3 separate regions of the Mus musculus genome follow, and regions 1 and 3 are each linked to region 2. A link is a loop called in an ENCODE intact Hi-C map of the cell type or tissue named here. Cell type or tissue: heart. All regions are shown on one strand.

Region 1 (8,000 bases), 950 kb after region 2:
AAATAGTTATCAGGTTTAACGTATGTATCATCACAAGCCTGCAAAAATAATCCTTAGCTTTTATCACTTGTTCATATGCTGGAAATCTACTAACAAAGCTCAGAAATTGCAAATATCCAACATTCAGTAAAACAATTAGATCATCAGAAAACAAAAGAATAATCTATATTTTGACAAAAAAATCACATTTGGGCTGTAATTTTTGGTCATATCTTCCATTTATTGAATCTTGGAACTGTAACTGGTTTGGTGATTTAAAATAACTATATCACAATTCTATATGATAAAGAAAAATACTGTTAATTAATCTAGTATTTTCTAGTTTATGATGGATCCAAAACACCATTCAATATTCATATTATATATTGATTTGTGGAAGAAACAAGCATAAATTTACAGAAAGAACAAAAAAGTTGCATACAAAATATTATAATGTATCTATATTGAAGCTGGTCTATTTCTAAAACAATGTAAAAAAAAACCAATTCATGTGAAGTTAGTAGTACACTTATAATGTTTAAATTCACTACAAATTTATCTGATTAATATAATATGATCCTCCATAAGCAAAGACAAATAAATCAATGAAATAAATCAATATTTCAAAAGTAAATCATTCATTCACAGTTGGTTTTAGCAAAGTTGTCAAGAATATGCAGTGAAATAAACAACAGGTCAAAGGATTATGGGATAACACACAAATTTTTAATTAAGATTTCTAACCTAATATTGTATAAAATTAACTCAATGTGGATCAAAGATCACAAAAATATGACTTAAAAAGCAATCACTGATATAAATTACTGTATACCTTAAACATGATAATACATACATTCAAAAGAAAAAATTTAAATTTCAATGAAGCATTTGGTTAAAAACTTCATCAAAAGTTGTAATAAAAAGAGTGAAAATGTTCTAGGACTATGGTTCAGTTAAGAAATGCGTTGTCTGGAAAGCATAAGGTCCTGACTTTTATCACTAGAGATTGTGTAAAAGAGCAGGGCATGCGGGACATGCTCATAGTCACAGTAGAGAAGAAGCAGAGAGAGGCAGACTCCTGAGTTTCACTGGCCTGACAGCCTAGCCAAGTCTGTTAATTTCATGCTGGGGAAAGACCCTGATACAGTCTTTTAGCGTTACAGATACACTGGTAAATACATATATACGCTTATGTGCTCCCATACACGCCCGCGTGCCACTTGCAAATAGTCTCCCTAACAAAAGACTGTCATCCAGAGTAAATATTTAAAGCCTGTTACAACATGCCCTAAGTCAAATTAGAGAACATTACAGAAATCCACAAGTGGTCAAAATGCAGAAGCCCATCTCACCATGGGATATTCATCTCCCATTGATGAACTAGTTCAACCCCTACACTTGATGCTTAGGGGACATTACCTGAGATTCAAAAGAAAATTGTTAAGAGCCACATGATCATGTTATCTTCTGCCACAAGATAATATTTCTTTTTTTTTTTAAACAATTTTTTATTAGACATTTTCTTCATTTACAGTTCAAATGCTATCCTGAAAGTCCCTTATACCCTTCCCCCACCTGCTCCCCAACCCACCCACTCTTGCTTTCTGGCCCTGGTATTCCCCTGTATTGGGGCATATAATCTTTGCAAGACCAGGGGCCTCTCCTCCCAATGATGGCCAACTAGGCCAACAAGATATTATTATATAGATGACAGCAAGCTGTATCTATGAAATCTTAACGATATGGTCATCTAACCAAGATGTGTGCCATTTTAATACCAGTTAACATGTACTGGGTTTGGGGAAAACTCACAAGGCCCTATCCAGAGATGAAGAGCTATAGGCAATTATGGCTGCTAAGTGAGCAAATTAGTCCTTTTTAAGAAAAAATCCTTGACAGGCTATCTAAACCTAAGTGGACAGCTCTAAACAACTATACATAGGAAGAACACTAGATGGACCTAGTATGGTAAGGAGGAGACATAATCATAGGCTATTGTAAACAATAGGAACTTATTCTCAGAGTCCTGAAGGTTGGAAGTCCAGAGTCAGGATGCCAGTCTGAGTAAGGTTTGCTTCTCATGGTGTCTTCATGTGGGAAGCACAATGCAAGAAAGCCGTTTATTGTCTCTCTTTAAGAGTATTTATTCTACAGGAGTGTATTCCACCTCATGTTCTCTTCACCTCAGAAATTTCCCACTTCCCAGAACCCTGCAGAGCTCAAAACCTGACACTGTGGGACATCTATTAAGTCCTTGACACTAATAAACATAGATATTTTCTCCACTATTCAGAAATATAGAGATTAAAACAACATATTTTTCATCAAATAAAACAGAAAAACATAAAAGTCAATAAATATTACTGTTTGTAAGCTGGGGAAATATATAGTGTCAGCACTGTGTTGGTGAGAATAGAAAAACAAAGGTATAAAGTCCTGAGGCTTTTTTTTTTTAACTTATTCACTTTGCATAATCCCTGCTGCCCCTTGCACACCCTGAGACTTTTAAGAAAAGTACCGAGGCATATTATACATGCTATACTTTAAATCAGAAGTTCATATTGTTTGTAGTAGATTAGCAGTAATACATAGGTACTGGTTTTATGAAATGTAGATATTTAAATTATGGATCACGGTGTCTCCTTCAAATACACATCAATTTTGTCATTTTGGCATCAGACAGTTTGTTTTCATGTAGGTAAAATGTGACAGTAAAAGGAAGCTTAACAATGAGACCATTTACTTTGCAATAGAACCAATTGCTTTGTTCTATGGGATCAGCTGTTTTGAGAAGACTTTTTAAGCATCTAGGATCTGAAGCAAACCGGAGCATAAGGGGCATCACCTTTTGATCAGGAACCCCCAGGGACCGTGCTCCGCAGGGCATGCTCCAGGACAGTGAGCCACTGCCACAGGAATGGCATTGGGTGAGAGGTATATCTGGGTATAGGTCACAAACCTGTATTTAACCAAAAGATAAAACAACTAGTTTCAATAAATGTGTAAGTAAGAATGAGAGTGACCAGAGTAGATCAATAAATTTCTCAATATACAATGACTTAAGCTACTTTTTATTTATGAAAATCACTAAAATGCCCATTGTTTTTTTCTGTATAGAATAGACATTTAAATTCATAATTTGATTTTCAATTTTAAAATTATAGCCTTGGTAAAGATTATCTGCACAACTGTTAAGCCGGTTGTTTACTGTCACTACTTCTGATTAAAGGAAAGTTTTCTATAATTAAAATTGAGAAATATGTAATAGATAATTTCACTTCTTGCCTATAGCTTTCCAAGTTATATTTAGTTATGTTTTTATTGATAAACTTAGAGTTTTAATTAATGCCTGGAAGGAGAAAATCATACTAGATCACCCCAAACACGCTGGTTGCTGACAAGGAAAAGCAAGATCCCTACCTTTTTTTTTTTTTTTTTCAGGAAATAGAAGACATTTGAAAGGCACATCACTGAAAAAGTTCTAATCCAGCACAGCATATTGCAAGCTGCTTGCTTTCTTCTATTCCCAGTACCGACAGAGAAAATTGCCATCAGTAGATACATGATATGTATCTGTTAGGTTAAGGAAGCCCAGCTCCCTTTATCTGCATTTATTCATGGCAAGTTTACTTTCCAAGGCTGTAGAGTTGCTTTGCACCCAGGGACATCTGGACTCTTGCCTGTTTGTGTCTTCATTTCATATCCCACTAGAACAATGACTTAAAAGATATTGTCTACTGGTCATGAAAAGCTGGCCTATCAATACTTTTGGCTGATAGTTCTATCCATATGAGAACACCATAGTTTTATACAGTTTCCTGAAATACAAAATTTTAATTTTAGTCAATATTTAACACATGATTCCTGAAAGATAATGACACTGAAGCTGGATCTTACCAAGCCTGTTATATTCAAGTACTTTTATTATATTTTCTGTTATGAAAATATTGTTCGGTCAACAGGCAAGATGGACTGGCATGTCATTCTGCTAGACTCCATCTCCTTCTACACATATACATACTGCTCCCAAAATCTAAAATGAGGATCCATATTTTAAAGGAAATTATGTCTTGTACACAATTAGTTTTTGTTTTTCAAACCAGAAATGAGATTGATCATCGCATGAAGGACCCCAAACTTCTGAGTTTATTTTTGACCCCGAGAACTATCTGGTGGTATACCTTAATTTCCATAATAAAGGATGGAGGCCTGGAGTAACTTACATAAAAGTCCTTGGCAGTAGCAAGTGTTATAAATTAAAATGAATATCTAGAGTGATCGTTGAAAGTCAGAGCTGTGCACCGAGCCTCTGTATAATGTACTCTGTGTGGCTGGCATTGCTAAACAGACGAGCTGTCAGATTCTTTAGTGAATGAATATTCTGGGGTTCTTTCTCTGTCAACCAAGGTAGAGAACATGGCAGTAGTCAAACCTGGAGGTGACAAAACTTGAAGTAGTGTAATAAGTCTTGTATTTTGGAGGGTGATTTACAAGTGTAGGGAGTGAGTCGAAGCTCTCACACAGCACCTACACCATAATCCAAATGAAACTTTGGACTGAGAACATCACTATTAAGTTAAAGAGACATTCTCTTAGGATAGATTCCCTATACAGTAAAACCAGACCTTAGAATACAAAAGCAACATCTCTACAAAGGTCCAGCTTAACTCTTTCTACATAAAATCAAGAAAAATTATCTACTATGATTGTGACAGTTTAGTTGGGGAGAAGAAAGTTGTATTGTTACATTCAACAAGGAATGTTACCCTGGTGTTATTAACAGACCACACAAGGACATTTCAATTCAGCCAAAAAAGAATATTCTTTGTTTATCTACAAGACATTTGAATTCTTTATTACTGAATACTAAAATAAAAATGTTTGGATTCATTTTTACAAATGCTTTTTGTAAAAAAGGGCTTATAACTGTTAGCTTGAAATATGAATTTTTTTGAAAGGACTTATGAATTATGGCTATTTGGTGCCACCTAGTGGTGCACCTATTTTAAAATTAGTTTGCTTTTTCCCTGCCTTTGGAAAATTAAAGGAATATAATTAGAAAGTAACTGATATATCAAGTAAAAGAGATGAAAATTAGGACAAAATCCATCACACACGTGCATATGTTGACAGGATTGTCTTCTTTCGTCCACAGTGATGATATGGCTCTCCTTTCTCATTACAATGCTTTAGAACTAAAAGCATCGATTAGAGGTTGACAGGGTAGCATCCTATGCGGTTTTTATTTTCTTTCTTAATTGCCTGGTTTCTGAAATCGAGGCTAAATGAATACTTCAAAATCTTAGAAATGAGATGTCACCTCATAACAATTATTAACTGCATTATCAGTATAATGAAGACTTTATCAGTGTCTTTGTGATGGCAACATGAAAGTAACATAAGCATCATAACACAGACATTTTGTTTCTTTTGTGACAATTCCAAAGTATGTTTGTTTCAGAATTTAAAAATAATGGACATTCCAAATTTAGTGTCTTGCCATCTGGGAAGTATTATGGTATCTTCCCCCTCTTTTCTCCCTCTTCTTTCTCTGCCCTCTTGCTTTTCCCCTCATTCTGTCCCCCTTCCCTCCCACTTTAGCACCCTCCTCTCCCTCCCTCCTTCCCTGATTCCCTCCCTCCCTCTCCTCCCTCCCTTTCCTCATTCCCCTCCCTCCCCTCACCCCTATCTCCCTTTCTTCTCTCCTTCTTGTTCCTTCCTGCTTGTATTCTCCTTCTCTTTGGAATCTGATCCACTGGCCACTTTTACAAGCAGTATACTCACAGTGGCCAATCTCACAGTGGCCAATCCCTGTATTTAGTGGAGTGTGTCTTCAGGTGATGAGCAACCAATCTATTATGGGTGTGGGCTGACCCAGAGAGCACACATGGTGAGTGACTGGGTGTGTAGAATATGGTAGAAAGGAGGAATCTTAAGACTTGAGTTTGTGCTCTATTCTCTGAGAGCAGGATTTTTTTTTCTTTTTTCTTAATTTGATATTGTTTTGATATAACTTTCAATTCTTCTTCAGTATTATCCATTTCCTTACACTTTACACAAATATCTAAAATCCTGTCTTGCTGCTTCATTAAGGTGTTTCAGTTGTGTGTGTGTGTGTGTGTGTGTCTGTGTGTGTGTGTTAGGATTATGTGGTAGAAACCCATGTCTGAAAGAAATAAATCAGGAAGGAGACTTTCTCTTGTCTATATTGAGTAGTGCAGAAGAGCTCCTTTACAGCACAGTACGGTGTGGGGGGGGGAGGTGTGGTGGTTAGGGGGTTGGTTCTGCTTCCAAAAATTTCTGCTGTGCAGGGATTGTGGCAGAGTGGCCAGACCTCAGGAGGAAAGAGTGAAAACTTTATTTAGGCAAGGAAACACATATGTCTCAGTTATACTTCAAAAAAAAGGCAGCAAAGAGGAAGGGAAACATGGAAGGGAACAGCCCTACACTAAGATCTGTTCTACTGTCCAAAGCCAGATGGAACCCTTGACTCCACCCTATTTTGGGTAAAACCTGCCAGCCAACAACCTCACTCTGACACAATTCAAGAAAGAGAATGAGCTAATCTTCTAAGGATAAGAAGAAGGTGTCTTAGGAACTAGACATGAGTTGTCTGTCACAGAACAGTATTTTTTTTATAGACATTAGTGCCTGGGTTGTGAGAGCATCGCTGCTCTAAAATACAACACATCTCATTGCTACTTCAGTCAATTGACTTTTAATTTTATGCACACTTTATGGATATCTGCTAAACACACTGCTTTAGCACATCTCAGACATCTAATTAAACAAATATAGATATGTGTTTTCCTCAGTGTTGGATCTTGGAGTAAATTTTAGATGAGAAGTGCCCTTTGGTCTTGTGATTTGCAGTCATGTTTGAACCAGCACTCTGGGGTTGCCATTAAAATTACTTCTGTGCTTTTGTCTTTGCTGTTTAAATCCTTTTTTCGAGTATCTGTAATTTATTTAGAAATCTTTTTCTGTAGAATAAAGACATCTACTTTCTCTAAGGATATGTTATAAACACTGTAGGAAGAAGTATGGAAACGCCATTGCTAAAGATAAGACATGTTGGTATCAGTTCACAAATTACTTATGGGTTGCCCTGGGGTAAGGCACTTCAAACGCAACTGTAAGGGTAGATCATAGTCCTACCAAGTGAGACTTAGATGATTCACTTGATCATACCCGTGGTTTCTGACTTGAACTTGGTCTGTAGTTGTGAAAGATCCTGGCAGAATGTAAAAGGTCATAGAAGCCCTGAAATTGGTAAAATAGATTTTATTGTTAGTAGAACTGGCTTCACTGATTTAGAAAAATAAAGGTGCACAATGCTTTGGCCACTCCTCGAACCTGTGTGTCTGCCAATGTTCTGACCAGGTGTGTGCCCATTGCTGCACCTTCATTAGATTTTTTCCTTGTTTCCCTCCCATACCCATTTCTTGAAGAATTAATCATTTTAGAATAGATATTGTTTAGATCTGGAAATCCCCTAATCTCCCCCTTCTCCTTTCTCCCCTGAGGGCCTATAAAAACTGGGAACTCTTTCCCCTCAAGGTCGACTCCTCTACCCCTGCGTGGGATATGAGTCGTCCCCAGAGCTCTGGCTTTCCCCGAATAAAGCCTCATGTAGTTTGCAACAAGCTCGGTCTGTCGTGAGTTCTTGGGTGTCCGCTATTGTCCTGAGGCCTGAGTGAGGGGCTCCTCTCGGAGTCTTCCAGTTGCTAATTGCTTGTTTCTTCTTAACCCTCTGGTTTTCCAGACATTGATTGGCTTTAAGGGTGACATCCTTGGTGTCTTCTTGTTCTTCTTCCCTATACAAACATTGGCATCTGATGGACTCCTAAGTTGATTATGTCATCTGCTGGACCAGTAAGGGTTGATGAGCAAACCATTGGCTTCAATATCACAGATGTCTGTGCCTCATGCCTCATAGTTTGGTAAAGAAACACAAGGAAAGATGCCTGGTGGGTCAAATTGATTTAGAAACTTTGTAAAATCAGTAGGATCAATGAGCA
Region 2 (8,000 bases):
ACTGAGAGGAGGACTCAGCTCAAGACCAACAGCTACTGTAACTTTAGGAAAAACAAAGGAACAGGGCAGCAGGAAAGAGCTTAGAAGAACACATCAAAATAAATCATTAGCAGGACGTTTGACTTTAAAAGCATCATCAAATCAAAGAAAAACATTCTCTTAGGAATTATTGCTGTCACAGTCCCAAGCCAAGGTCGACACTGGTAAGCCTGAGCTGCAGCCCATCTGAGGGGCTTGCAGCCCCAACCCATGCTGAAAGTAACAACCCAAAGGAGAAATAACCCCTTAGCCACTGGGGGAATTGTCTGTGACTGATCTCAGGAACTCTGTTTTGTTGAAAATGAAACTGAAGGTTTTGTCCGGGAGAACAGCCAGTTTATAATGAAAGTATCGCAGACCAGTATGTTGCCAAACTTACTAGGAAATATCGACATCAGCGAGGCAGTTTGATCGAGCCAAGACTTCATCAAGTGCCATCAAGAGACAATTTGAATGATACACTCAAGTCTATGATAGACAAGTCTTTTTCTTTCTTCCTTTCATTTCTTCCTCATGAGATGCAGTACGACAGGTACTCTTAATTTCTTGGAACAAAGATATGCGATACAGGAAGTAGAATACAAGAACAGGCAGAGAGCAGAGAATTCTCAGAATTGCCCACAACCCATTTTTTGAGTGAAGAATGATGTGTGTGCCTCTTATCTTGACTAATCTGGAGTAATGTTTCCTATGACTTAAAGTGCTTGAACACTATTTTCCTTTCTGGGTAACGAGTATGTAAACGAGAGAGTGAGAAGCAAAAAGATCCATTAGCACTTGACGAACCCAGGGAAGCAATGCTGGGTCAGAACTTGCAGAGGGATACACCATTAGTGTTTGAGAACACTGCTTTGAGATCAGTTTTACCATCAGGGTAAAGAGTGCCCAGAGTTACTCACACATCTCTCTGCTGAGGGGTGGTGTACACTGCACTGGGGCAGGGCCTGACAGGGGAGTGCATTTCTGATATTACATCACTGACCCCAGAAACTTCATCCCTGCCTTTGTTGTTTCTTAATAGAGAATGGAAAAGCAGGCCAGAGGTACGTTTGACTTATTCGGAGTCGAAGCTACAATGACTGAATGTGTCTACCCTTTGCAAAAATCCAGCTGGTAGGGCCTGACACAAGTATCTCCCCAGGAGTTCTGCTTTTCAAGTGCATGTAGTGTGCGTGGGTGAGGCATATTTATGAATTCTGCACAGTAGCTCAGCTGCAGGCAAATGCCTGACTCAAGACAGGGGCTGTGCAGCACTCCTGGCCCCCAGCCGTTGACTGACCACCTGTCTGAGAAACAGGCCCAGAGGTCACCGCCTACACAGAGCCTCTGGCACATGGCGGTCCCTAAGGCTCTGGGCCATGGCTAGAAAACAGAGGCAACATTTTCCTAATGGAGGGGAAAGAGAGCTAGGTCAGGAGGTTTTTCAAAAGAAAGTTTGAGAAGAGTTATATTTTCCATGCAGAGCTGACTTTGGGGAAATGAACAATCGTCTTCATTATCATCTTTCTCCTTTACAAATTCAGAAGAGTATTAGAAAAAGAAACACCCTGACCTCCTGCACCCACGAAGGGACACCTCAGTAGCTTCCCTGCCCCATACCCAAGCCCTGGAACCCACATGGTCCAATGGAAAGGTTACTGTACGGCAAAGACAGATAGCCTGACCTGTCGTTCCCCCCACCCCCTCTTTATTCTGTTGCCAGCATTGTACACAGCTAATGCATTCAGTATTCCAAACTGCTAGATTTGATCCAGAACTTGGTCTCAACTACAGCACTAGTCCAAGAACTCTGTTTGAAGGAACTTTTTACAGTCTAGGAAGGCAATGTTTATATCAGAGGAACTATTGTTTCACAGAAGTTTAACACAGAAATCTGAAGAGGCAATGGCATTTCAAGTGTTAGATAGTCTCTATAAATCACTACATTTTCATTTTCTATTTATTGAGTACAGTATATGATGTGCATTTGAGTAAAGGTGAGCTCTCTCTCTCTCTCTCTCTCTCTCTCTCTCTCTCTCTCTCTCTCTCTCTCTCATTTTGGCACAGTGTGCACTGAGGTCAGAGGGCAGCTTACTGGGATCTTTCTCTCCTTTTAGCATGTGGGTTCTGGGAGTTAAACTAAGGTCACCAGGCTCAGAGGCACCCCACCTTTGGGCCTTGAGTCATGTTTCTGCCTCACAGGCACTTGCCTAGAATATTTTACATGTAAAGTTAATTCGATATCTGACTTGAGAGTGGCTAAAATATCAGTGATGATGCAAATTATAGCAAGATATTTAAGATGGCAAATCTGATAGAATGCCACTGTCCCCGGAGACGTGATGAACACTAAACGAATATGGAATTAACAGATGACACTTGCTAAGTACTAGCCGTGTGATGGCTGTGATGATAGTGGTGTGTTGATTGTGGGGGTGGTGGGAGTTGTGGTAGTAGTGCCCGATGGGGTGGGGGAATGATAGCATCAAAATATGGTTCCAGGAGGACTATAACTCTCCTCCTATGTCCAGCCAGGCTCTGTAGTATAGCGATAGCGACTATTCTCCTCAAATTCAGGAAGGCTTGGGAAAAACTGCTCAGATACAAAAGAGGACGAAGCACCAAACGTAACTAATTCTAAGAGACAGACAGTGCAGAAGAATGAAACAGAAACCCAGCCCAAAACAAGTAATCTGTGTCTGGCTATAGCAGAAGCTTTCAAAATAATAGTCTAGTTTTCCATAGTGCAATGATTATCTGTTTTCTTCAGAAGCAAGAAAGCTGGGAGAAAAAAAAAGGTAATATTACATGTTTTTTAAAAAATGTATTTGGTGCTATTTTTAAGTTGATCATTGGTAAAATATGTAATGTAAGGTTGAGTATAGCTTTGAATAATAAATTCTATAATACTTTACTTAGTCACAAAAAGCATTTTGAAGAATTTCTATAAAGCTCAGAAGGTAAAGGTACTTGCCACCAAGGTAGGTGACCTAAGTTTGATTCCCAGGACCCATGTGGTAAGAGAGAACTGACTCTGATAAGTTTTGCACTTCACAAGTGCAACACACACACACACACACACACACACACACACACACACACACTGCCCCGTAAGTAAATAAATATAGCATTTATTAAGAAAGCATTGTTTTGTTTGTAAGCAGTCTGCATACTTTGGTAATAATGCCTCTTATAGTCAGGACAAAACAAATGTGAAAAAGTCCTCTAGTTTTAATGAAAATAAGTATTTGAATAAAAATGATGGAAAACTTCTTTCCAGATGCCGAATTTAACATTTTCCCCAATTTTATTTTCCAAGCTACATTTATTTCACAGCTAAAATTTTGGCTCGCCTCTTGTTACTTATGTCTTTGGTTTAAGAATTGTGCAGGGCATATTTCAAAAGAACTCGGTTTTTTAAACGGCAAAAGGCTCACAATGATGTGCCCACTATACTCTATGAAGTGATGATGATGATGATGACGATGACGACGATGATGATGATAAGTAAACTAATATACTGGCCAGTCAGTGAGAGTAGTCTATTACAGACACTCATGGAGTTGGCCAGGTTGCCTATATCCAAAATCCCCTGGCAGATAGAAGTAAAAACATGGCAAGAGAAGGCATGAGTCAGGCTAAGAATTTCACAGGACAGGGATCACGCACAGTTCTCTGGACACTTGACTTGCCAGGGCTTGGCAGGTATACAAAGGGTGCGTCTGCCATCCAAATTACATAAAAGTCCCAAACAAAGCTGTCACTGCAGCAGGGTCCTCTCCTGCAGAGGCAGGACAGCTTGTCCAGCAGGGGGCACTACGTCCTACAGGCAGGAGATGTCTGGTCTAGGGAAGGCCCAGGATGTGTTCCTTAGCCTTGACAGAAGGGACAGGCCCCAAGCAAAGAGTCACAGCAGTCTAACACACACATACCGGGCAAGATGAAGAGACAGGCAGAGTGAGCAGCTACCCCGGGACAAGACACCAAAGCACAATTCAAAGCTGTGCACAGGAGGTAAATCCTATTATTTATGGAATTAATTTGTGACTAAAGGATGGTTGTTAGTCTTTCCACATCACCCTTTCTCAGCCTGTCTCATCCATTCATGTAATGTGATGTTTTTCAAAGGCATCATCGCAAGCTTCAGATGAGCAAGACAGCATGACACTAAAATTACAAGGTATACGTATCGCCACTTGAATTTAGTCCCCCAACAATTCTGAAGGCAAAACAACCTAAGGACGGGTTGGCGAGTGTCCTAAATGTGACAGCCGTGGTTTCTGGCCTGCTAAACAAGACGTTCTGTAGGCGTGTCGACTACTTTAAATTGTGGGAGAGGAGATAAAAATAAAAACCCTCTCCCTGAGCCGCTTCACAGTTCCCTCCGCACTTCATCCCTGCCACCCCCCAGCTGAGCCTTCTCTCAGTCACAGCTCATTACTTACCACTGCCATTCACACTACAAAAGGCTAGGCTGTAAGTTTCCAGGTGGCAAAGGCTGTTTGTGTTTGTTTGAACAAGCACAACAGGGGAAACCCTACTTGGGGGCACACAGACAAAAGGACTGCAGAGAGGAATCATCCTCCTGTCCTCCCCAAGTGTCACAGTTGGGAAATGTCACATTATTTAGGAGGACTGTGATGCTAGGAAGCTTAGACTGGCTTTTCCAGTCTGGCTCTCTCACTAATGGATTAAGAAATCTTAAGCAAGTCATTTGTCTCTGTGTTGGTAGGCATACAGCAGAGGGTTAATAACTGCTGAGCTCTTTTTAAGCACTAAGACTCCATCACCATGGAACCTGTTATCCAGAAGAATAGATTTTTAAATCTAGCTAGGGGTCTTCTCTTGACCTTTTAGAGCCATTTTTATATTTATTGTAATATTCATTTCTTTTTTAAAAAAAGATTTTATTTTTATTTATGAGAAACACAGACACAAACACAGACAGAGACAGAGAGAGACAGAGAAATAGAGACAGAGACAAAGACAGAGACAGAGAAAGAGACTCTGCCACGGTGTGCAGGTACTCCACAAGTCCATAGTGCCAGGTCTCGCAGAGCTAGGTTTACAGGTGGATGAGTGTCTCCTGCTGTGGCCGATGAGAACTAAGTGCAAGTACTCTGGAAGTGTTTTAAACCTTTGAGCTGTGTCTCCAACAAGTTCCCAATATACATGTTCACTTATGTGCGTTCATACCTGTGTGTGTGTTTGTGTGTGTGCATATGTGCCTGCATATGTCTGTTTGTGTGTCAGTGTGTGTGCATATGTGCCTGTGTGTGTCTGTCTGTCTCTGTCTCTCTCTCTCTCTCTTTCTCGCTCTCTCTCTCTGTGTATACACAAATGAGTGGCTGTGGGTACCCATGATGCACACTGAAGCCAGAAGGAGACATCAAGTGTCTTGTTAAATCACTCTCCCCTTCATCCCCTCAATACAGAATCTCTCTATGAACTTGGAGCTCAGAGGGCAGGCTGGAACTTGTCTGGCTGGTGACAGCACTGCTGAACCCCCTAATGCCCCGTTACATCACCAAACTCAGCTTTGACATGGGTGCTAGTGGACCAAACTCAAGTTGCATGGACAGCAAGCACTGGTCAATGTCCCCAGACTCTTACCAGCTAATGTTTGTCTCCATCCTTACTGAAATAAAGTACAATGGAAAACTAACTAAGGCTGAATAAAAGCAGAATAAAATTTGGATAAGCCTGAGGACTGGATAGCCTTAATGTGCATGAGCCTTAAAGTACCAGAGCCTTCAAGCAGAGGATGGGGGCTTTGTAAAAATGTTGGGCAATTATCAACACAAACACTACATTCTTTGACCACAGGACACACAAGGCAGGTAGTATCAGTCAGAGAAGACTTTTGAAATTGGCAAGATAGTAGGAAATGTGAAAAGTAACCACAGGGACAAAATACTCTCACCATTTTTTTCTCAGCAGAGGAACCCAGGGACAAGGCTTTGATGGTTAAATTCAACAAAAACTTACTGAGCACTGGCTTAATAGACAGACACTGGTCTAAGGACATAGACAAACCCCAAGAACATGATTTTAAGAAGAGCATAGTGCCACTAGAGTGTGACAACTGTCAATGTTCAGCTAGAGCCATAGTGCTAGGGGGTGCTGGTAAAGCTGGCTGCCACCTACACACCTACACACCTACACACCACCTTGCTTCCTATTTCCCAGGCCCTGCTAGTAAGAGTTTACAAATACCTCTTAATTAAACACAGAACTGTAAAATATAGCTGGTACGGTTATCCTTCAAAGTGAAATGAAGAGAGGAGTCCCTGTCGATTCAGATTTGCAGGGTGGAGCTGTGAAGGACGACAGCAGTGCACAAAGGGTTGATGGGGAAGTCAGAAGGGTCTATGAACTACATCTTAAAGAAGGACATGCTAATTGAGACAAAAGTAGGGAAATGTTCCACCCAGCAAAGGAATACAGCAAGGATGTGGGGTAGGTTTTTTTTTTTCCTTTAAATAATATGATGACTCAATTTTGTTGGAGCTAGATTAATCAAGAAGAAATCCTTCAATTTTCCATGTCAGAGACAAGGAGTCACAGAGGACACACAGTCACAATCACAGGATCAGTGGGGTCAAACAGGTGACTTTAAAGAGATATGAGGCATTAGAGTGATATAAGTTGACATGACACTGGTTGAGGAAGAAATAAAAAGAGAAGAGTCGAGTGTCACTTCCTGGCCTCTGGAGCCATTTACCAATGGAGAAATCTAGATTTGCTATAAAATTGATTTTCAGTATGACATGTCATCGATATGAGACATGTTAATCCTGAAGATACTCAAATGCGGGTATTCAAAAGGAGCAGATGCTGGCCTGAAGCCTGGGGAGCAGGCAGATCTGCAGGGAGTGGAAGGTACTGCAGCTTTCATAGTGAATGACATTGTGCAGTTTCCCAGGGAAAATATACCGGGTGACAAGAAAGGAGCTGAGCTGTCTGATCTGGAGAGTTGCTGTGGAATACTGTCCTTTAACTCTGCCATGGCTACTCACATCTTGAATTCACAACAGCTGCAATTATCCACATAAAACCCTCGCAAGGTAGGGCCCACTAACATTCCCTTGTGGAGAGGAGGCGTATGAAGTTGCTCTTGTGGGACCATAAACAGTTAATATTTGGGAGGATGGTTCTTCCTATATGTCACCACATATAAATTGCCCATAATCTTCAGTGAGGGTCCTGTAAGCATCCTCAGTGAAAATCACTATTAATCAAGGTAACTTGAATGCAATTAGTTATTTGATCTGTCATGGTGCTCTGTCTGGAATGAGCAGAAATTTGTATAAGTTTCCCAAGTAAAACTCACACAAGAGCAGTTAATAAGAAAAAAAAGAAAGAAAGAAAGAAAGAAAGAGAGAGAGAGAGAGAGAGAGAGAGAGAGAGAGAGAGAGAGAGAAAGAAAGAAAGAAAGAAAGAAAGAAAGAAAGAAAGAAAGAAAGAAAGAAAGAAAAACAGGAAAAGAGAGGTACAATAAAAGGAAAAGAAGGAGGAAAAAAATGTTTGAAGAGGTATGTTGGTATGTCAGGTACTCTGGCCAGGGAAATTCCAGGGATATGATGGGGATGTAGGTGAATAGCCAAGACATAGAGAATGACTAAAAACAGACAAAACAGAGGCCACAAAGGTACGAAATCTATCTGCCTATGGAACAATAATGAGAAATGTAAAAGAATGAGCAACTAAGAAAATATCTTAAACACACACTCACATGCATGAACACATATATGCATGCACACACATGTTCACATGCATGCATACACAATACACATGTTCATATGCATGAACACAAACACACATACTCCCATGCACACACACACACACACAATTCATATCCATGCATACACACATAACACGACACATACTATCATATGCACACACATGTTCACATGCAAACACTCAGAAGACACATACTTCCAGGCACACACATACACATATTTCGAAGTAGGAACTCATCT
Region 3 (8,000 bases), 890 kb after region 2:
TATATCATTTAGAAAAGTGGACATTACATGTCTGTTTACTTTATTCAACTTTCTGTAAATATAACTAATAGCCAATTCAAAGTGAGGTTGTCAACATTGAAAGAGACAAGTGTGTTGAACAGAGCTGACTGTAACTACTAAAAGATAACAAATATTATCCTCTTTATGTAATTAAGTTCCGTATACTTCCCATCCTCTTCTGCAATCAAAATACCTGGGAAATTTGTTTATCTCAGTTCTTTAGATTGTTATATTCTCTAAGAATGTGAATCAAACCAGCTGGTTATTTTTCCATGTGTAAATATGCCTTCCACAACATAAAACCTCATAACCATCCAGGAAGATTTGTTTTGTTTGTTTGAAACTTAAAGAGAATGTAACCTCTGGTTATCAAATTGTGTGTGCCTATCCCAACGCTTGTCTGTTCACCTCTTTACTTTCCTCACATGATGAGCTCCTTCGTATTTAAGATTCCTAGAAAATTACAGGGTTTTTTCAAAGTCAATCACCGCACTGTCCTAAGTACAAAGAAAGGAAACTCCAGTGTTGGAGTCTCCAGTACATCCATCTCCCACATAAGCTAAGAGTCCTTTCACACAAAAATTCTGTAACAGTATCCAAAAACATAAGGCTTTGTTGAAAGACTGATAAACTGTATATAGTTATTATATCCTTGCACAATTTCCTTTTAATTACTTGATTTGTTGCAATAGACAAAGGCTACATTTTAACCATCTATGTATAAAATGAATTTGTTGTATTCATATTTAAACTGAATGTCAAAAATCATTCTGTAATACATTCTACTTTTGGATATCTGAAAATGAACTTCAGGTCTATCTATCCTTTTCGACTGTGTGTCTTCAGCCACTAACCCAGACAGAGCTACCTTCAGGCTTCTCTTCTCCTTAAAAGCCAGCAACTTGATTACAGTTAAGAATTCTTTCACTTAATTTTGGGTAACAATTATGCCCAGGACTGTTTTAAGGAAGTGTTGAGCTGAACAAACTTCTGAACCTGATTAACTGAAGGAATAGAGGGATGGAATGAGGGATGCAAGAAAGAAAGGAAGGAGGAAAAAGAAGTAAAACTCTAATGCAGACATAAAATATTATGGCCCCAACGATCCCAGTGCCTATAACTATATTCACTCTATTAATGGAGATACAAATAAATCAAAACTGTAAATTGTGTTTAACAGCATTAAACAAACACTACATTTAAAAATTCCAGCACACTGAGAATATCCTTAGTCATAATTCATAGTGACAGAAAAGATAAACAGGGCTCTTCACAGCATTAAACATTGCCCGAGGTATGTCACACTGCGACTTTGGGATGCAGCTATCTGAAAGCCCATCTCCCCTTCAGTTTCTACCTCAAATGCAGGCACTGGTTTCTCAGTCTTCTCTCCACTGCTGCCTAAGCCAAACTCTTGGGAGCTAGGACACCATGCAAAGATGTGCCTTCCAGTCAAACTTGTTTTCCAAAGTAAATCTCTGCAAATACTTCCAGTTGGAAAATGTCCAGTTCTGCTACTTGACACCAGGGAATCACCTCCTCCCTTGGGGCTTACCTGCAACTAAGTAAGTCTACTTCCATGTTCCTCGTGGGTATGTTGGGAGTATTTTAAGGGCTTCTTGAATCTGTGACTGCAAAGATGCATACCTCATACAGTACCGGGAGTCTTTCACACACTTAATTCCTCCCCTAAGCCCCTGAGTAGAACTCACCCAGGCTACTTCATGCACCTCACATCCCAAGACCTGTCCACCTGGAAGCAAGGAGCAGTCTAGGAATGAGCCCAGAGATCAAGGAGCTGAGTGGATTTCAACATGTGGTGAGAAGAAAGGTGGGGGAGGGATTCAAATCTTGCAGCTAGCAGCTGTCCACTTAGTGGTTTAAATCTGTTGGTTAAAGAGCTGAATAAACAAATACACAGATGGGTCTAGTTCCCTTGGGGGGAATCCCGATTGTGAGGACCGCCCCCCCCCCCCAAGTCCTGGACAGTTTGGCCTCTGGACTCTACCCTGCGCAAAATGCAAATGCAAAATGATTTCACTTTCAAAGGACCGAAAGCCTTCACACATCTGTGTCTTGAATGTTTTTTCTAATAATAAAAGCATGGCCCTTTGCTTTCCAGGTCCCGGGACACTTACCTATGAGTTTTTAGGGACTAAAGTTAGGAAGGCAACTTTTTTTCCTGTCCAAGCACTAGTTGGGTGCGGGCCCTCGTTAAGATGGAGATTCAGGGCACTTCTGGCCTGAGGGTAGGGAGAGGTGCACCTACAGTGCCTGTGATCACCTGGAGAGTCTAGCCAGCACCTACAGTCACAAATGCCTCTCCAAGAGCATGTAGTGGAGGCTGGAGTTGATCTTCCCTCACTCGCAGCACTGATCCCAGCCACTTAAGACTCATGGGTTTGAAAGAAAGAAAGAAAGAAAGAAAGAAAGAAAGAAAGAAAGAAAGAAAGAAAGAGAGAGAGAGATAAGAAAAAAGGAAGGAAGAGAGGAAGGAAGGAAGGAAGAAAGGAGAGAAGGAAGGAAGAAAAAAGGAAGGAAGGAAGGAAGGAAGGAAGGAAGGAAGGAGAGAAGGAAGGAAGGAGAAAGAAAAAAAAAGGCTAGGGAGAAACCCTTTCTCACCAAGGTGTCTGTGCCCCTCCCACATGCCCTCTCCCAGGGGCTGCAAGCTGTGACACCCACACACAGAACAAGGAGCACTTCCCAAAGTGGAAGGAAAGTAAAACCAGGACGGATCCATTGGGAAGCCGCAGGCCTTGCTGGCTAGCAGACAAGTGGAAGAGAGTGATCAGGAGTGGCCCGAGAAATGCATGGTTATCTCAGGAGTCACTAGGGGCCAGGAGTTTCTTAACTAGAGAGAAAAGAAGTGTCCCCTTGATGCCTCTCTGGTTCCTGGATAAGTACTTCTGAGATGAAAGCAGAAGTGCTGAAGACCCAAGAAACGCGCACTTGCCCGCTTTAGTAAATAAAGGTCAGCAGTCTCATCAATAAAGTGTGCGCTTCTAACCACCACATGTTTCTACTGCTGTCTCTCTTCCCTAGAGGGAGTGGGAGGGAAGAGGGAAAGACAACAAACATTTTTTTATAAGAGTAAACAAACGCATCTGGTGTTTCGACACATTTCTTCCTCCAGCATCTCTGGACGATACAACAATCTGCATATTCAAAACGAAAATAAATAAATAAATGAATAAATAAATAAATAATTCATCCCGGAGCCCACAGAGAAATCTCATTTTCCTGCACACCCCTTTCCCCATCACACAGCAAAATGCAAAGAAACAACAAGTGGCGATGTTGGGTCTCGACGCAAATGCGACCCCTGCCCTATGTGGAAATCTGACACATGTCACCCTGGCCCCGCAGCGCGGAGCAGCAGGCTCTGGGGCGAAACTTTGCTGCGCGACCGGATCAGCGTGGAGCAAAGTCGCAGTCTGGCCGCGCGTGGCTGTGCTTGGGACAGGGTGGGGTGCGGAGTGCAGAGCGTCTGAGTGAGGGCGAAGAAACTTACCGCGATCGGGGACCCCGAGGGCAGCGTCCCAGGAGGTGGCACCCGCTGTGCACCCAGGCAGAAGCCCCGGAACAACACACCCACGCTCGAGTCCCGGCAGCCGCGGCCGCGAGTTCGGGGACACCAGGGGAGGGGGGACCCGAGGAAGCTGCGGCGGGAAGTCGCGGCCGCGGCATAAATGCCCTGGGCGGGCACTGACGGATGAACTGCTGGTGGCGCCGGGCTCCGGCCGGGACGAAGCTGCGGCCGGGGAGCTGCACGCGCCGGCGTGTCTCGCGCTTTCTCGGAGGCTCGCGCTGTCTCGCGCTGGCAGCTCCCCCCACAACCCGGATCTCTGTATGTATGTGTGTGTTGGTGTGTGTGTGTGTCTGTGTGTATGTGTGTGCGCGCGCGCTTGTATGTGTGTGTGTGTGTGTGCGTATGTGAGTGTATGTGTGCGTGCACCGGCGGGCGCGCGCACCCGGGCGCGCGCGCGAGTTGTTGGCGATGCAAACTATGCACACACTGAGAGCAGAGCAGCTTCTCCTATGAGGGGCGGGCAGGGGGAAGGGACCTCCTAGAACACTCTTAAGTACTGTTGGGGCACTTGTTTTGTCTTACTTTGCTAAGTTGGGGTTGTTGTTGTTGTTGATGATGATTATGATGATGATTTTTTTAAAGTGGTTTGAACTCCATCAATCTCTTCATGCCCCCCCCCCAACTTTTTCCAGAGATGGGAGAAATCGCGGGCCAGAATGTTGCTGGGCTTTGCGGTGGAGCCTCCTGGATGACGTCAGGTCCACCTGCTATGTAAACAACTTGCTAGAGAACTTGTTTGTTCTGCCCCGTTTCCCCCACCCCCACCCTTCTCCCCACCTCCAGCTCCGCCTCCTCCTGCCGCCCCAGACGGCGAGTCGGGGATGGGGGTGGGGAGGGAGGCGAGAACAAAACCGTATGCTGTATTGGCACAGCCGAGTTGTGTCTGCTGCTTCTTGGCAGTCCCCAAAGTACGTCCTCTCAGCAGACGGAGCTGCTGGCAAATGAAACAGGGGATTCCACGTGAAGTGCAGAAAACCTAGAAGGGATCCGAAGCCTTTGGTGGCAGGTAGTTAAAGCACAGAGTGTCACAGAGGGAGCCCGCGCCAACACAGCCACGCTGATTGGCCTTTCTCTCCTGTGTGTGCGCCTCTGCGGCCTGGATGGAGAGGCAGAACCTTTCTCACTCTTGGTTGTCGTGGCTCCTGTCTCACTTGGGGCCAGTACTGCTAGGGCTTCCATGTAGTCGCGCAGCCCAGGTCACCGAAGCGGGACTTGGAAAAAGAGATGGCACCACCAAGGTGTAATTTTGTTTTTAAAGTATGAGGCTTTGGGGACTGACTGGATCAATGACTAGGGAGAAAAAAATAACAGGAATGAAAGAAAAGTAGAAATTGCCAGAACCCGCTCGCAGTGCACTTCAAAGCTGTGTCCCCGGTGTTGGGGGATGCTCCGGCTCGGTTTCTGCCACCAGGTCCCTCCTCCACTGTGCGTGGTGCGACCTAGCTGGCTGGTCTGAGCAGGACCAAGAAAGAGATGACAGAGAAAGGGCCGGAGGAGATCAAGGCGGGCCCTGAAGGGTCTTGTGACTTGAATCTGGGAGGGTGTTTCTAAGATGCCCCTCTCCACCCTAGCTTGGGAAGGAAGTTCCTTCCTGCGGTTCTCCCGCCAGCCCCTCCCGGGCCACTGGCCCCCTAACCCTTAGCCGTCGGCGTTCAATACGCGCCGCCGCGGGAGCTTGCAGCCTAGCTGCTGAATCTGTCACGCAGCGATTCCACCGGCGCAGAAACTTTCCACTAAATAGCTATAGCCAAGAAGCCGGGGATGGGGGTTGGGGGGGACACGGAGTTGGGCTAGGCTGCCTTCTAGCTATTCTCCGGAGAGAAATAGCTGCGAACTTTCACACAGCTTTATTCAGTACAAGAGGGGATGGTGGGATGGGGTGGCCAAAGATCAGCATCAACACGTGCCTTTTTAGTTTTTCCCTTCCTCAAACACCAACTGGCCCTTTCTCTAAAGGGCAGAGAGAAGGACCCCTCCCTCCCTCCCCCCCCTCTCTCTCTCTCTCTCTCTCTCTCTCACACACACACACACACACACACACACACACACACACACACACACACACACACACACTTCAGAACCTGCAGTTCTCTATAGGGAGGAAGCGGCGACCCTGGCACCCACATCTGTAAACACACCGCCAGGTTTGCTAGAGAAACCAACTTTTGTCAATAAGCCACAGGGCTGGTCGCGGCAAGTCCGCCTTAGCCCGGAGCGCGAGGAATTGGGGTGAGATTTGGCTTTGAATTGGGGAGCTTTCTGTGAACCTTTAAAACTCTGGTCGTCCTGAGTGCTCTGCTCGCAAATGATATCCGCACTCTTTCAAGTGGTCTTTTGAGAAATGAAGACTCAGGAGTCTGCAGAGTCCGAATCTTTTTAAGAAAGGAAACAGCTCTCGCTAGTATTAAGAAAGGATCCAAAAGCTGCCTCCACCCCACCCCACCCCGCTTCTGAAAGGTGGGGGGTTAGGCGGCTGTGCTTCACCAGCAAACCTAAATAAAATATACTCTGAGTTAATTTGAAATGCTTTAGAAAAAGAGAAGAGTAGACAACTCACGTGGGAAACCTTGAAAACCCAAAGGCGGTGGATTTCCCTGGGCCTGGTGTATAAAGGTAACCGAATAATCTAAAGGTTTCCAGAGCCTCTTTGCCATTATTCCTCCCTCCCCGAATATACACCCACCCCAGTTAAGTCTCCTTCTCGCCAGGTGTACTGAGAAAGTAGAGAAGAATGACTACAGAGGAGTCTGGACCCTCCTAAATTAGGTTTGAATTCCTAAAGAGAAGAAAAATATTTCTTTCTCAGGGATGAGAGATGGACGTGGGGGTAGGGGGAGGTGTCTTTTACTCTTCCATCCATAAAGACACGTTTTGAGGATATTTGACGTTCCTATCCTAGGAGTCTCCAAAGCAAGCAGTTAGAGTTTCCAGAGGATACAGAAGGCCGTGCAACCCAGCATGAGCGGCCTGCTCACTCTTCCCAAGATTCTCGCAGGAATCTGACACAGCAGACCCCATGCTCCCCTGCTTTTCTGCGCCCCACAGTATTTAGCTTGCCTGCAGCAGTGCCCTAGGCCACTAGCCATTCCCGATGGAAGGACACACAGAGAGTGGAAAAAGCAGGTCTTGCTCGGAATTGCTGCCCTCCTGGGACCTTCAACCACAGCCAATGGGCTGGGCCCGGGTTCGAGAGGTGAAAGTTCAGGCCCCGGGCTCGCCCCTAGCTCCGCTGCTCAAGTCGCCTCTCTCACAGCTCCTTCACCCTCGGCCCCTCTGCAATCCCAGCCCGGCTACCAGGGGCTGCCACGGTGGCACGTAGTTTGTTGATGGGTGGTCATAAAATATATTTATTTGCAATTCCTTGAACTCGCCCACCACCCCCGCCCCGCGATGTGGCCCTGAACACTGCAGGCTTTGTTCTCCTGAGCTGGCTGCTGGAGCCGGCCGGGATTTAGCGCGCGAGCAGACTCCAAAAAAAAAAAAAAAAAAAAAGTTGCAGTATCATAATAGGAAAACCGGGTTTCCGCAGCCTAGGGAAATGCCAAAAGGGCAAACGGCAACGAATAGTTCTCTTTTTGCACCAGTCACCCATCAGCTCTCTAGATCACCACAGTCTTTCAACCAAAGGCTGGATGCCTTGGAAAGAGGGTAAGTCAAATTATGACCCTGAAGTCGCCAAGGAGCCCCTAGCCACACGTGAATCTGCGAAAGTCATTCAACATGCTTCCAAGGAAAAGTTGATCAGGGTTACTAGGTGAATAAGCGTTTTCACCACTTGGATCTTGAACCTCTATCAGGAAAATTTGTTTGATATGACGTTTATTTTATGACGAAACCGCAAATCAACAAAATCTGAAAGACTGCTCTATTAGGGTGCTAAAGAAAGATAAATTCGTTTGAAGTGGTATCTGTCAGAGAATTTTGCACGAAATAAACCACACCAAATGGGACCAAGTGAAGAAAACAGTATATGCGAATAATGTTTTAGAAGTGGTGGTTTAATATAGACCTTTATTTCTGAGTGAGTCGCTTGATCTTAAGTTGTTATAAAAATATAGTCATTCACAGGCTTGGGCTTTTATTCTCTCCAAACTTTGAGTTAAACATGAGCCACTTTTCTTCTTCTTCTTTTTTTTTCTTCTTCCCCGCTGTTTTATTGGTGTAATTGTGACAACCTAAAAGTTAAATGACTACTTAGTTCGAAATCAAGAGATGAACAATCCAGAATCACGTTTTTCTCTTTAGATATACCATCTTCAAGGTTATGCTATTAATCCAGAAGCTATTGACAACAAATAAAGTTTAAAGACAAGAGAAAATATTTTCTTTCACACAGGCAAAAAGACAAGTGTCCAAAGGGCCTGTTTTTATGTGTTATAGTTGTGGGAAC

The links. A loop is a pair of places that touch in the nucleus more often than their neighbours do. Peaks named below come from ENCODE experiments on the same cell type or tissue, not always from the same donor. Only the 100,000 strongest peaks of a DNase experiment are listed, where the experiment ranks them.
Region 1: a loop joins it to region 2, with 5 times the contacts of the local background. A loop is called at or near these places in 2 of 42 quality-filtered maps.
Region 3: it touches region 2 in a loop (9-fold over the local background); 5 of 42 quality-filtered maps call a loop at or near these places.

Annotation. Positions count from the first base shown.
Region 1 is chr6:14,836,071-14,844,070 of GRCm38, reverse strand. No RefSeq gene overlaps it. Among named protein-coding and RNA genes, the nearest start is that of Gm36300, 18 kb to the right of the region's middle. In heart, a CTCF peak has its summit at 4,980 (motif pointing left); no DNase peak of the experiment used is centred here.
Region 2 is chr6:15,786,133-15,794,132 of GRCm38, reverse strand. All of the region lies in intron 4 of Mdfic (MyoD family inhibitor domain containing), which reads right to left. Among named protein-coding and RNA genes, the nearest start is that of Mdfic, 69 kb to the right of the region's middle. In heart, CTCF peaks have their summits at 286 and 3,818 (motif pointing right); DNase peaks (open chromatin) are centred at 1,302 and 3,812; H3K4me3 peaks cover 415 bases; H3K27ac peaks cover 262 bases.
Region 3 is chr6:14,897,294-14,905,293 of GRCm38, reverse strand. It overlaps Foxp2 (forkhead box P2), which reads right to left and starts at 3,945. Exons shown (of 19, transcript NM_053242.4): 1 at 3,533-3,945. In heart, no CTCF peak of the experiment used is centred here; DNase peaks (open chromatin) are centred at 3,623, 4,473, 5,193 and 6,813; H3K4me3 peaks cover 5,971 bases; H3K27ac peaks cover 4,342 bases; H3K27me3 peaks cover 511 bases.